3 separate regions of the Mus musculus genome follow, and all the other regions are linked to region 1. A link is a contact called in ENCODE Hi-C or POLR2A ChIA-PET data. All regions are on one chromosome and are shown on one strand. Each heading gives the region's core, a stretch centred on a gene start or an enhancer-like site at or near the end of the contact. The rest is flanking DNA. Distances are from core to core; before and after follow the strand shown. Region 1 holds the start of Cdk17 (cyclin-dependent kinase 17). Region 2 has its middle 24 kb from the start of Gm17745. Region 3 holds the start of Elk3 (ELK3, member of ETS oncogene family).

Region 1 (4,098 bases), core at 668-3,167:
AGATGGCTCGCCAGATAAAAGAACAGCGCTCTTCACATTCCTGTGTTCACTCACAACATTAGAAATAAAAATTAAAATGAAAGACGTCCTTAGTCATATTGTTTTCTTTTGTTTAAACCCGCTGTTTATGGAATTATGCAGATGTTAAAAGAACAAAAAAAAAAAACTGAAATGACTTCATTAACCAGGTGACACCACATTTAATACATAAGCCAATTCCTGGTGTTCACAAGAGAACAAAATAAAACCAATTAACATTCCCACTAGCAATTTTTTTTTCCTCCTTAAATTTAGTTTACACATGTTTCTTGATTCAAAGGTTTAGGTCAATTCAACTGATCAGAGGTCGTCTTCTGTTCCGTGGTTAACAACGTCAATTTCCAAGTCACTCAAATCCATTACTTTGATAGTCTTGCACAAATGCAGTTAAAAAGAAACCCAACAAAGGATTAGGAAAAAACAAACAGCAAAGTTGGGAGGCAAGAGCTGTCTCCCTTAGTCAAGCATTGCCTGTGACGTGACAGAAGCTCTGCTACCAGAAATACACTTTGCTGGCCCAAGGAATGGCCAAGACGCAAAACAAAATTTGTGACTTGTGTCTAGAGAATCAATTTGGCTCAGGAGGCGATAAAACAGGGCCACTGATGCGTCGTCTTCGATGGCCACATTAACATAAGGGAAAGGCGCCACGGATTTCAGCTAAAGGCTTTTGCCATTTTTGAAGAAGAAAAGCTAATTGTTAATGGCCATGTGACACAGAAGATCCCAGAAAGGAAAGGGTGGGAGGAAAAAAAAAAAAAAGAGAAGAGTTCAAGGCAGTTCAGGGTCAGACCAAGTCAGGCATCCTGTCATTAGCAAACGTTCCCCTAGCTGAAGGCAAAATACCGCTTACCCCAGAAGGAGTGGGTGAAAAGTAGGGGAGAGAATGAGTGGGGAACCACAGGGGACGGCGAGGTGGCAGCGTGGGGGTGATGTGGGGAAGAAAACTGGGGCCACCCAGCTGAGATGGGGAGCAGAAGCAACCGGACAAAAACACCGAGAAAAGCAACTGCGGCTAAGACAACGGTGGAACACACACACACACAACCCCCTCTTCCCGGGTTCTCTGGGTTTCCCACAGTCCCTCCGCCTCCGGTTGGAGCGACACTCAGGGGTGTGACCCGCCAGCAAGAGGGCTGCCCGGAGCTTTGTGTCGACCCGCTCCCCCACGAGAGGGCTCCTCCCCCGCGGAGCTGCCCACCCACCCGCGCGCAGCCTCCCGCGTCTCCAAGGAGCCCGCAGCGCCGCGTCCTCGCCCACTCCCGCCGCCCCGCGCCCGCGCCTCCACCCCGGCCCCGGGGACCTTTGTGTCTCGGGGGGACTTTCCGCCTCTTCCCCTCCCGGCGCCCCACGGGGCCAGCAGCCTCCCCAGGAAGCCTCGATCGGCTGCGAACTCTCAGCGGCGGCGCATGGAGCCCCTCCCCCCAGGTCCCCCAACCAGCTCCGCACTCCCGCAGCCCACGCCGCGCGTGGACATGCGACCGACAAGATCCCCACTCGAGCCGCCCGCTGACAGGCGTCACGATCCCTGCCCAGCCCCGCTGCCAACTCACCAGCAAGTGCGGGGACCGCGGGCTCCGGACCGGCGGGCGCGCAGAGCGAGCGAGCGGATGCAGGTCCGGTGGTGGCGGACGCGCCGAGGCGCCTCAGGCTCAGGCCTCCCCCCACCCCCCAACCTCGCGCCTTCCGCTCCGCGAGGGCCGCCGGCCGCCTCACGCGTGGCAGAGCCCCCCGCTCAACATGGCTCCCGGGCCGCGGAGCCTCGCGGACGGCCCAGTACTCCCGGCCACCGAGCCGGGGCGGAGCGAGGCGGCGGGGCGCGGGCTGCCGGACTGCCGGGCGCTGGGTAGACCGCAGCCGCCGCTCTCGTTCGTCTGAGTGCGCGTTGCTTTCTCTCGCTCGGAGGCTGCGGCTTGACGCCTCCGCCTGTTCCCCGGAGCGAGCGAGAGCGGGGGTTAGAAAAAAAAAAAGAAAAGAAAAAAGGAAAAAAAAAAAAAAAAGACTTTTATTGAAACGATCCAACCAGCGGCGGCGGAGAAAAGCGACCGGCTGCGGGAGCTTCCCCACCCCCGCCTGCACGGCTCGCCTGGGGCAGCGCGACCCCTGCCGGCGGTGGCGGCGACGGCGGCATGCGGGGCGGAGCCTTGCCTGGGGGTGGGGCTTATGACTGGGGCGTGGTCTGGGCGGGGCTGGGGGGTATTCCCAGGAAACTTCAAGCGTGGCTTCAAACGCGGCTGGAGAGCAAGGGAGACCCTGTCCGTGGACAGAACGCTGAACAGTGTCTGACCATCGCGATTGGTGAGGAACCGATCGCCACAAATCAGCCCCTCACTGTCCCCTCGCAACAATAAAACTCTGCTTGAAGTATTCCAGGCGCTACTGTACACAGGATGCCTGCCTCAGTACAGTGCTTCAGATGACCCACAAAGAAATACCTCGGTCGATTGCTGCAATTTTCTTCTGTTCTGTGACTGGATATGCGTGGCCAGTGCAGTAATCACCCACGCACAAAGCTTTGATTTCAACCACAGTGTTTTTAAATGTTATTACACTGTTGGCTCTAGGCTGGGGGGGGAGGGTGGAGGGGGGAACTAAAATGGTTACAATAAAACTGTGTTGTGAAAGAGTCAATGCTAAGTTATAGGACCCAGAAAGAGATACTGTTGCAGTGAGTTAGATTCTGTTGCTTGAAGGAGGCAGGCCAAAGAGGTTGGCCCAGTTTCTGTAAATCTTTTTACTTTCTTCTTCCCCAGTTAGGAACAACTGAATGTGTAGACAAACTAAAGTGATCCTGGCCCATTTCTTTCCACAAGTAGGGATAGAAGCTTAAAGTAAAAGCAGACTTAAGTGGCAGAGGAAAATACTGAGAGAACTGAAAGAAGACAGTAGGGTCCGGATGTGGACACCCTAACCAAGAAAAGGTTAACGGTATAAAAGGCCAGTAGGGTGAAGGTTGGGGTTTTTTGTTGTTGTTGTTGTTATGTTTTGTTTTTCTGTTCTTATCACCAGGAAGTGCACGATATATTTTAAATCTCATTATCTACTAAGGACTTCTGAATCGTATCTTTTCTGATTGATGCGCCTTTCCTTGAAGATACTTCCTGCCCTTCTGTCTAGAACTTTGTCGGACACAGCTGGATGTGTTTTCTACAGCTCATAAGGTTCATATATATCAACCGGAGTTCTCCTGTGTCTCCAAAATTACCAGAACTATAGGTTAACAATAATTATCCTCTACAAAGACTTCAACACTTGTTTACCCTATAAAAATGTCCATATTTATACTTCCCTTCAAGAATGAGTGTGTACTTTTGAACAGCAGTTAATGATTTTTTTAATATATGTCTAATTCAGGCAATTTTATAATATGTTAGGAGCTAGCATCATTTCAGAGTTCTTTGTAAGTTAAAGAAAAATATATGTTACACATGACCTACTTTTATACCAAACATTTTCACATGCTTGCCTTATATTCAAAAGCAATTGTGTGGGGGTGTTGTTGTTGTTGTTCTCTTAGTAAATATTCAAAATAGTAAAAAAGGGAATCTACATAATTGCACCCTGAGTTTCTGCATCTGAAATTCTTCCTTCACATCACTGGACTGGAATTAGCCCATTAGAAACCAAAGATAATTCTGCCTTGGCCAAAATTCCCAAGAAATATTTCCTCTGGTATAGCACCGTAGTCGTAATTTGATCCTTAGAATCGAGGTGGTTATTGCTTGATCTATTTGTTCTTTCACTTAAAAACAAAAAATTGCTAACTGCATCGTTTGGACCAGGTACCATGTTAGACCTTAAAGACTCAGAGGTGAAGATAGATTTGCCCTTGAACTCTGTCAGTGGAAATGAGCAATATACGCACAGATCACTTAAGGAACCAATGGGTTAATGCAGAGACAGGAGAGACAAACAAAATCAAACAGCCATGGTAATGAGATTGAGGAAGGAGGTGGCAGGATGCTTCAGGTGTCTACGATGAGGGAAACAGGAAGATGAGCAGAGGCCAGAAAATGCTGACAGACCTTTTCACTTAGTATGAAGTTGTTAGGGATTATT
Region 2 (4,098 bases), core at 577-3,076, 200 kb before region 1:
AAGCACTGTTCATATTATGTCCATATCTCATTTAATCTTCACGAGTACCCTTATCAGCCAGGTGCTGTGAGTAGCCTAGACATGAAAACTATGAAGCACAGAAAGGTTAGGTTGTTTGCTCAATATCACACAGCGAGGAAATGGAGGAGCTGGGAATTGAACCCTAGTGTATCTGTTTTGTTCCTAGACGTTGGATTCCCAAAACCGCTACCTTCTACTACTCACTCTACTTATTGGCTGACATAGTAAGGAATAAACAGGACTCTTTTGTCCTGGTCCTCAGAGCAGGCGTTGACATCCTTGAGGCACACAGCTACCTCCTTTCTCTGTCTGACTCTGCTGCTTTTGGCTGAACACCATGGCAACCCGAGGTAACCTCCGGCCTTCTGGCCCACATTCTTGCCATGCTTGCCAGACCACTATGTCTCAGTTATACAGATTACATCATTATCCCGGTCTTGAGCGGAGAAGTCAGAATACCTTCCCTTTATGTGTAAACCTTTCCGTTTGTCTGTCTGTCAACACGAGCTTTTCTTTCACTTTCTTGCACCTCTTCTCCATTCAGGTCTGCTGTAACTTCCCATGTTTCTTCTGGAGCCTGCTTTCCCTTTGGACTTGGAAAACCCAAGGCCACCTTGGACTTGACAACCATGCCACCCCCCAGCCCCATTCACTTGGTCCTCCAGCCCATATCTGAAGATATTCTTCCTTTTCTCTGGGATACAGGATCCCCTTTCTGAGATTGCCTGCTTATTGAGAAATTGGAAATATTCTCTATTCATAGACGCAGTGACCATCTCTTTTCTTGTCCTTCCTTCTCAAAGATCTAACCCTCTTCCTGGCAGGCTTGGTCTAGTGACATCCGATCAGGCTCACACAGGCAACAGAAGAAGAGCAGTGTGCTGGATTATTGTGCCGGATTACTACATGCTCGGGGCAAGGAGTGGGATGCCTTCTGGGTACCACTTTGCAGATCCTCTCTGAGTGATGGGTGGTTATTTCTTCCTCAGCTCTCCAGTGTTCTGTTCCTCTCCTCTGGTAGGAAAAAGCTTATGTTCTCAAAAAAGTTCCTTTCCATGCCAAAGAGCCCTTCTCAGCCGCTCTGTTCCACTTCTAAACTGAGGACAACTGCCTCGGTGGGAAGGGAAGCAACCAGGAGACCAAGACTGAGGACAGGACTCTGAGGTCTAGCTATATGCTTTGAGCAGTCACCCTGAGCCAGAAGTTCCCATGTTAAATGTGAGAGACAATTCAACATTGCAACGTAAAGTGACTTAGACTCTAGTCTTGGATCTCTAGTCTCTAAGCCCATGCCACAAAGTCTTCCCAACCTTGACTCCTAAGGGGTGGATGCTAAAATGTACAAACAAGTCGGTTTCTGAATTGAAGCAGCTTTAGTGAGAAGGTGGAGGTCGAGGTGTGGGACTGCCTGGCTGTCCCCTCCCTCCTCGGGGACAGTCTCAAGTATCTCAACCTTCAAAGCACAATGCAAATGCCATTTCAACACCTCACTTCCACCTCCCACTCAGGCACCACTTTTAACTCCCTTCTATATAGAAATTCTAAAATCCCACTAGACTGGGGCCTGTTACAGTGTAACTGAGCAGTTTAAAAGTCAACTGATGCATTACTAACAAGTGTATAGGAAACAAGTGAAATGCCACATTCTTAACAAGTATATAGGAAACAAGTGAAATGCCACATTCTTAACAAGTGTATAGGAAACATTTACATAAACAGTATCCTTTCAAGCATTCCAAATGCCCTCTGTGATTGTAGGTTTTAAATGTCAACTGGCCCCAAACCAGAAAGCTCTCAGAAGAATATCTCTGTTGAGGAGTGATCTAGAACAGGTTGGCCTGTGAGCATTTCTGGAGGCGGGAGGATTGTTTTTGAATGTTGACAGAGGTGGGAAGACCGAGCCTGAATATGGGAGGGGCAATTTCACAGGCTGGACCTGTGTTAAGAGCAAGGAAAGCAGGCGGGGCGTGGTGGCACATGCCTTTAATCCCAGCACTTGGGAGGCAGAGGCAGGTGAATTTATGAGTTCAAGGCCAGCCTGGTCTACAGAGTGAGTTCCAGGACAGCCAGGGCTACACAGAGAAACTCTGTCTCAAAGAACAAAACAAAACAAAACAGAGCAAGGAAAGCTAGCTGAGCAGAAGCAACAGCATTAGGCAGCGTGGGTGCGTTCTTTTCTTATTGCTCAGCTGTGGATGTGATGTGACAACTGCTTCACTCCTGCCTTAACTTCCCCTAAACTAAACAAAGCCCTGAATCCCCTAAGTTGCTCTTGATTAGTTTTTTTTTTATTATAGCAACAGAAAATGAAACAAAGATAACCTCTTTCCAAATGTGTATGTGTATATAGCATTTATAATGGTTCTCAGTAGGTTTTTATTTGTTTCTTGAGCTTTCTTCACAGCGGGAAGAGATACATTCCTATATGCCAAAGTCAAAGGTTAAGTTTGAGTAAGGACTGGATATGAGCGAGGGCACTTTTGACTTCAAGAGACAGTAAACCTGACAGAGCGATCGAGCCATATGGATGGCTCCCATCGATTTCAGAGTCCAGAGTTGATTTACAGATTGCAAAATGTCACCATGGACATAAAGCTTCCTATTTTCTCAGCCACCTTCTTCATGCTGGCCTTCTCCTTGTATGTTTTACCTCGTGCCTCTAATATATGATTGCCCTAGATATAGAGCCTCTCATGCAAAGAACCCAGTGAGAAGGAAAACGAAACAAAAAAGACACCAACCCTCTCTTTCCCCATAGACTTGCTCAGCCAGAAGGGAAATCCTCAGGGGAGCCCTTTACAAACCTTGCGTTGTTTTTGCTAGTGTAGCACTAGATGTGTTTTACCTCTAGTCCAATCATAAGCAAAGGAGTCAGAGGTATTGCAGCCCTAGGTGGCTAATGGGTAGATAACAGCATCAGCCACAACAGTGTGATCACAATGCAGGTTTATATAGAGCAAAGACTGGGATTAGTGGAAACATACAGCCTTCGAATGTAGACTAGAGGGATGTTTTATTCATGAGCTAGGAAATCAAACAGAAATGCATGGAGATGTGCTTAGAAGGCATATGTAGCTCAGTTGGCAGTCCCTGGGCATGTTTATGAGCCACTTTGAGCAAGTGAGACTTTCAATCACAAAAACAAAGAAATTGACCATTGATGGCTAGATCATATGCAGAGTCCTCTAGAGAGCAGAATTACCATGATTGCAATGGTGGAACGGTAAGGGCATCTGCTTGGTGTCCATTCTTTGGGGGAGGGGGGCCTCTACCTGACTCCTCCTTTTGCCCAAATGAAGCTCTGTTTTTGCCGATCCCATGACTTCAAATGTGTAGCTTCTAGACTGGGCCTGTCATCCTCCTCTGGCCCAACGGATTCTCTCTTCAAAGCATGTGAGTGGAAACAGACAAATGCAATCCAATTTCATCTTCAGCCACACTTACACGAAGAATCCTTAGAAGTTCCTGTTATTGAGGCTCTGAATTTGCAGCCATTCCTGGAACTTACATTTTCAACTTTTTTTCCACTCATTGATTTAACCTGTATATCTTTCTGAGAATGCTTGGTAAACATGGCACTATTGGAATTTCTGCAGATAGAAGAACAAAGGAGAAGAAGGAGGAGGAAGAGGAAGAGGGAAAAGAGGAGAAAGAGGAGGAGGAAGAGGAGGAGGAAAAAAAGAAGAAGGAGAAGAGGAACGTCCCAGTGGAGTACACAGTCTAACGAGGGAAACTTTGATGATAAAAATGTCAATAAACTAATTACAGGCAACAGAACTACTACAGGACAATGGGCATGGTGGAAAGATGGAGCCCAGCTGGGCAGGCCTCCAGACAGAACAGTCAGGGAGAGCTCTAAGCTAGCCTGGCTCCAGCAACCTTCCTGTCTTAGTTTTTCCATTTCTGTGAAAAGACACCATGACTCTTATAAGGGACAACATTTAACTGGGGCTGGCTTACAGGTTGAGAGATGCTGTCTGTTATCATCATGGCAGGAAGCATGGCGGCATCCAGGCAAGCATAGCAATATCTGAGAGTTCTACATCTTGATCTAAAGGCAGACAAGACTAGCCTCCA
Region 3 (4,098 bases), core at 809-3,308, 150 kb before region 1:
GTTGATTTCTTTTCCTAACCCTAACTCTAACCCTGCTTTCTTATCTACCTTTTCTTTTTCCTTTTTTTTTTTTTTTTTTTTTTTTTTAGTGCTGGAGATTGAACTCATGGCTTTGTACAAGAGAGGCAAGTAATTTACCCCCAAGCTAAATCTCTAACGAGACCTGACCATCTGATTTCTAGAGCTTGCTTTCTGAGTGGCTGTATAGGAACGCCACCTCCCAATCTCCCCCAAGAGAGTGGGGTACCACTTACAAATGACGAACCTTTCTTGACACAACCTCCCCTGAAACCCACAGTTCACCTGATGGCTCACTCCTGATGATAATTCGTGATTACAGGTACCCACCTGTATAGCTTCACACGGAGCAGTTCATGGCTGGCCCCCCAAAATCTTGTTCTGACTACTCATCCCTTCCTGTCCCCAACCCCTGGTGACCAGAACTTTCTCACTGCGCCAATAGTTCTGCCTTTTCTGGGAGAGGTGGGATCATACAGCACGTAGCCCCTTCAGATTAGCTTCTCCCAAGTGGATACTTTCTAAAATAAAAAGCAACATGTATTCCTAAGTGTGGGAGCTTCCGAGTTGGATGATAAATCTAAATCCACACTCTGCATTCAGTTCACATGGACAGCTGGATCATATAGGGACACAGTCTGAGTTTTGCTGAGTGACTGGAGAAGCCAACTAGGGATTTTAAATGATAATCTCCAAAGTGGAAAATTAGCTGTGGAAAATCAGGGTTTGATAGACAGCCCCCTTTCCCATAATTCCTCCTTCTGTTTCACATCTTACCTTGGTCCCCCTCCCTCCTCTCCCCACCACCATTGTCTCTTCTCAGAGCACGGGCAAGCCTGGTCCTCAGTGTATAACCAGCAGGTTATACACATCAGTGATTAAGCAAAAATGCTGCCCTTGTTTAACAAGGTGTTCTGACAGGCACCTGCAGATGTGCGTGTGTGGGGTGGGTATTAACATCCCTGAATTCAATCTAGAACCTTTAATAGTAACCAGATACTCAGAAACAAGCAATCTTTCAGAGAGATAGCAAATGCTAATGGGGGGGGGGCAAGGAAATGTCAGAATGTTGTCCTGCTGACCTGGAGACTTGGCCATTGGTCTGGGATAAGTACGCTGTGGCTAGTTTGCAAAGCACCCCTTACTCTCAACGCGATTCTGTTATTGGGGCTTCCAATCACACCAGACACATTGAGGTGAGGGCTTAAGGGTTACAATTAGGGCTTTAATGAGCCATGTACTCTCATGCCAAACGTTCAAGATTGAAAACTACTGGTCAGAAAGCCCCAAAGGCAGGGGACTGGAAGGTTCTGGAAGGCTGGGGCTGGAGGAACTGTATACAGGGTTTGTTAATAAGAGACCCATTCCCTCCTGCATCCTCCGAGCAATGCCCAACTCTCCAATCAGATCCTGGCCATTGTCCTCAGGGGCGGGGAGTCCAGTCTTGAAACCACAGGGTACCCCTTCCCCTGTCTCAAGCCACCTGGAGCGCCTAAGCAGTGCCTGTCTAAAGCCACTTCACTCATCTCTTTTCTAAGACACAAGGCTCCTAGTTTGTGGCTCTTAAGAAAGTATTCCCAAAAGAGGATCCCAACTCTAAAACTGCCTCCAAATTATTACTATTAATATTAATTATAGTGCTGCTGTTAAATATGCCCCGACAGTAACTCTATCCGACAGCATCTTAGGAAGACTCCATCTCCCTTTGTGCACGCTTATGTTTTTCACCCTCATCTCCTCTGGTCCGCAATAAAAGCAGCCCGGTTCCCAGAGCATCCAAAGTCCTGAACCCCACTCGCCATCCCTCCTGTCCCTAAACTCTTCTTCTATGCCTATGGTAGAGAAAAGCTCGCTTAGGGACCTCCCTTTCGGGGCACCATTAGCAGGGCACGAACCCAGGGTGATGCCAAACTTAGGAACCCGAGGGCTCAGGAGCCGACGGAGCCCCCGCCGAGTGGAGAGACGGCGGCCTGGCCGGCGGGTCCCCAGGCTCCTCCCCTGGGGTGGCCGAGCAGGAAGCGGGGCGGGCACGGCGCGGGGGCGCGCGGGGCGTGCGGGCGGGCGCGGGGCCCGGCGCCGGGGGTATGCGCGGGTCTGGGCGGGCAGCCCCGGCGCACAGCCGCGGCCCGGGCGCACGGCGCGGGGCGGAAAAGCCTGTTTACACAGACTGCACACCGCCTGGGGAATAATGCAGTAAAGGAAGTGAGCAGGCTCGGCCTGACTGCTCCAACTTCCTGCTCTCACACACACCAGAGGAGGGGGGGGGGGGAGAAAAAAAAAAAGAGGAGCGAGAGAAAGAAAAAAAAAAGAGGGGGGAAAATCAGGATCTCATTACAAGAGCAACAGACCGTCTGCAGACGCCTGTCAGCATGGAAAGTCGGGGGCTTTCGCCCGGTTCCTCCTAGAAATCTCCCCAAGAAGACTCCCAAACGCTCCCCCACGTCTGGGTAGGTTGCAGGACTGTTTGCCTGTTGCTCCAGCGCTTGCAAAGTTTTCTTCGGGCTATTTTTTTTTTTTAATTTTTCCTCTTTTTTTTTTTTCTCCTTTCTCCTTCTTTCTTTTCTTTGGCTGGTGGGGGTGGGGTTGTGGGCGCTGTGGGGTGAGTTGTAGACTGCGTTGGGGGAGGATGGGGGTGCGTCCCCGCGGGGGAGGATGCTGTGCGTCGCCACCGCCACCGCCACCGGCGCCACCCCGGGAGCTCGTGCTCGGGCCTGGGGTCTGCACTGCGAAGCCCGGAGGAGACACCCTGAGTGCAAACTCCTGTATCCCTGCAGCGAGGCTCCGGGGCTCTGGGATTAGGGATAGTGGTCGAAGCGGGCTGCGTGGCTGGAGGCTGGATTGTCACTGACCTCCAGCCGGGGTTGCGGTCCGGATCCCTTCAGGATGGGCACCGAGGCGCGAGTGTTCGGATTCAGGGGAGAGCACAGGGGTGGAGAGGGAGCGGAGGACTTGGGCCATGGAGATGTGGGGCCCGGGGCTACGTCCACTCTCTCTGGGCAGGTGACCCCCGCCCAGGTCACCGCCCCAGGCGCACGCCCAGTCTAATGGACATTTAAAAGCCGGCCGAGTCGGCTAGTCCAGATTCGGATTGGGGAGATGGGCCAGGCAAGGGATGAACTTGAAACTCTCAGCTCTTTAACTTCCAACTGCCTGCTGGCCTGTAATGTTACTGGAACTTTTTTTTAAGGGGGGGGGGCTTGAAATTGGGAGGCGGGAGCTAAAAATATTAAATGGTCTCTGTTTTGTTACGACCGAATCATTCCGAGGATAAGCTGCAGTTACGCGGCGGGTGGGGGTGGAAGCAAGAAAGGCTATTTCAGAAACTGCAAAAGGGGCTTTTTAGAAGGAAAAAAAAAAAGAGTGTCGGGAGAGTTTCTGGCTTGTCTGGAAACGGCAAGACTAATTGCCGTGCGCTTCCGCTTTGAAACTGGCTGCAGACAGCATCTTGAAAATGACTCACTGAGGAGCTCACAAAGAAACTGCGGCTTGCTGCTGCTTCTCAGGTTTATGTATTTGTGCCTTTTACAGTTTCCTTTGTAGTGTTTGAGGGTCCCCCGCCCCTTCCCTGCCGGCCCCCTCCAGCCCTCCCCATCTCGAAAGCCCCTCGCCGTCCTATAACTCCCTGCAGTGCTCTGCCGGAGGTGGGGAGGGGGGGGCAGTTGGGGGGGGGGCGTATGGGGGGGGGAAGCCGAGTTGTTTTTGGAGTTGGCTGGGGAGAGGGTTAAAGGGATTCTGCTGCTGCAGGGGGAAAAATGTTCCTTGAATTTTCCACTGGCTGCTGCAGGAAGAGAGAGCCCTTTAGTCATTGCTAAGTAATGTCTGCACACACACACACACACACACACACACACACCCCGACTAATCGCATTGGGAGTTTCCGCTACTCCGCACAGGAGGGGTTTTGTGCGAGCCACTGTCTGCCTGCAGACTTATTGACTTAGAGGTGCCTTCTCCACCCCTGCCAGTCTTTCTAGGGCACACTCTCAAAAAACTTGGCAGTCCCTTTGGCCATTTTGGGTCTCAGTCATGCTTTCCTGGGGGGCGGGGCTGGGAGAGGGAGAGAGAGAGAGTTGTATGTAT

Evidence for each region. A loop is a pair of places that touch in the nucleus more often than their neighbours do. ChIA-PET counts read pairs that join two places held with the same protein, here RNA polymerase II (POLR2A).
Region 2: a map of CH12.LX shows a loop between it and region 1 (2.8-fold over the local background). The contact joins the enhancer-like site here to the promoter of Cdk17 in region 1. A Hi-C loop is called at or near these places in 2 of 37 maps with a recorded cell type or tissue (CH12.LX and T-helper 2 cell).
Region 3: POLR2A ChIA-PET joins it to region 1 with 28 read pairs in Patski. The contact joins the promoter of Elk3 here to the promoter of Cdk17 in region 1. A Hi-C loop is called at or near these places in 11 of 37 maps with a recorded cell type or tissue (adrenal gland, gastrocnemius, heart and 1 more). POLR2A ChIA-PET finds 5 or more read pairs at or near these places in 2 of 5 experiments (Patski and embryonic stem cell).

Annotation. Positions count from the first base shown.
Region 1 is chr10:93,158,695-93,162,792 of GRCm38, reverse strand. It overlaps Cdk17 (cyclin-dependent kinase 17), which reads right to left and starts at 1,917. Exons shown (of 17, transcript NM_146239.2): 1 at 1,593-1,917. It overlaps Mir1931 (microRNA 1931), which reads right to left and starts at 8; the gene lies at 1-8.
Region 2 is chr10:93,358,266-93,362,363 of GRCm38, reverse strand. No RefSeq gene overlaps it. Among named protein-coding and RNA genes, the nearest start is that of Gm17745, 24 kb to the right of the region's middle. Within about 2 kb of position 1,826, at least 1 of the 3 ENCODE cell types and tissues checked has a DNase peak (open chromatin) inside an H3K27ac peak, as active enhancers do.
Region 3 is chr10:93,309,119-93,313,216 of GRCm38, reverse strand. It overlaps Elk3 (ELK3, member of ETS oncogene family), which reads left to right and starts at 2,058. Exons shown (of 5, transcript NM_013508.2): 1 at 2,058-2,465.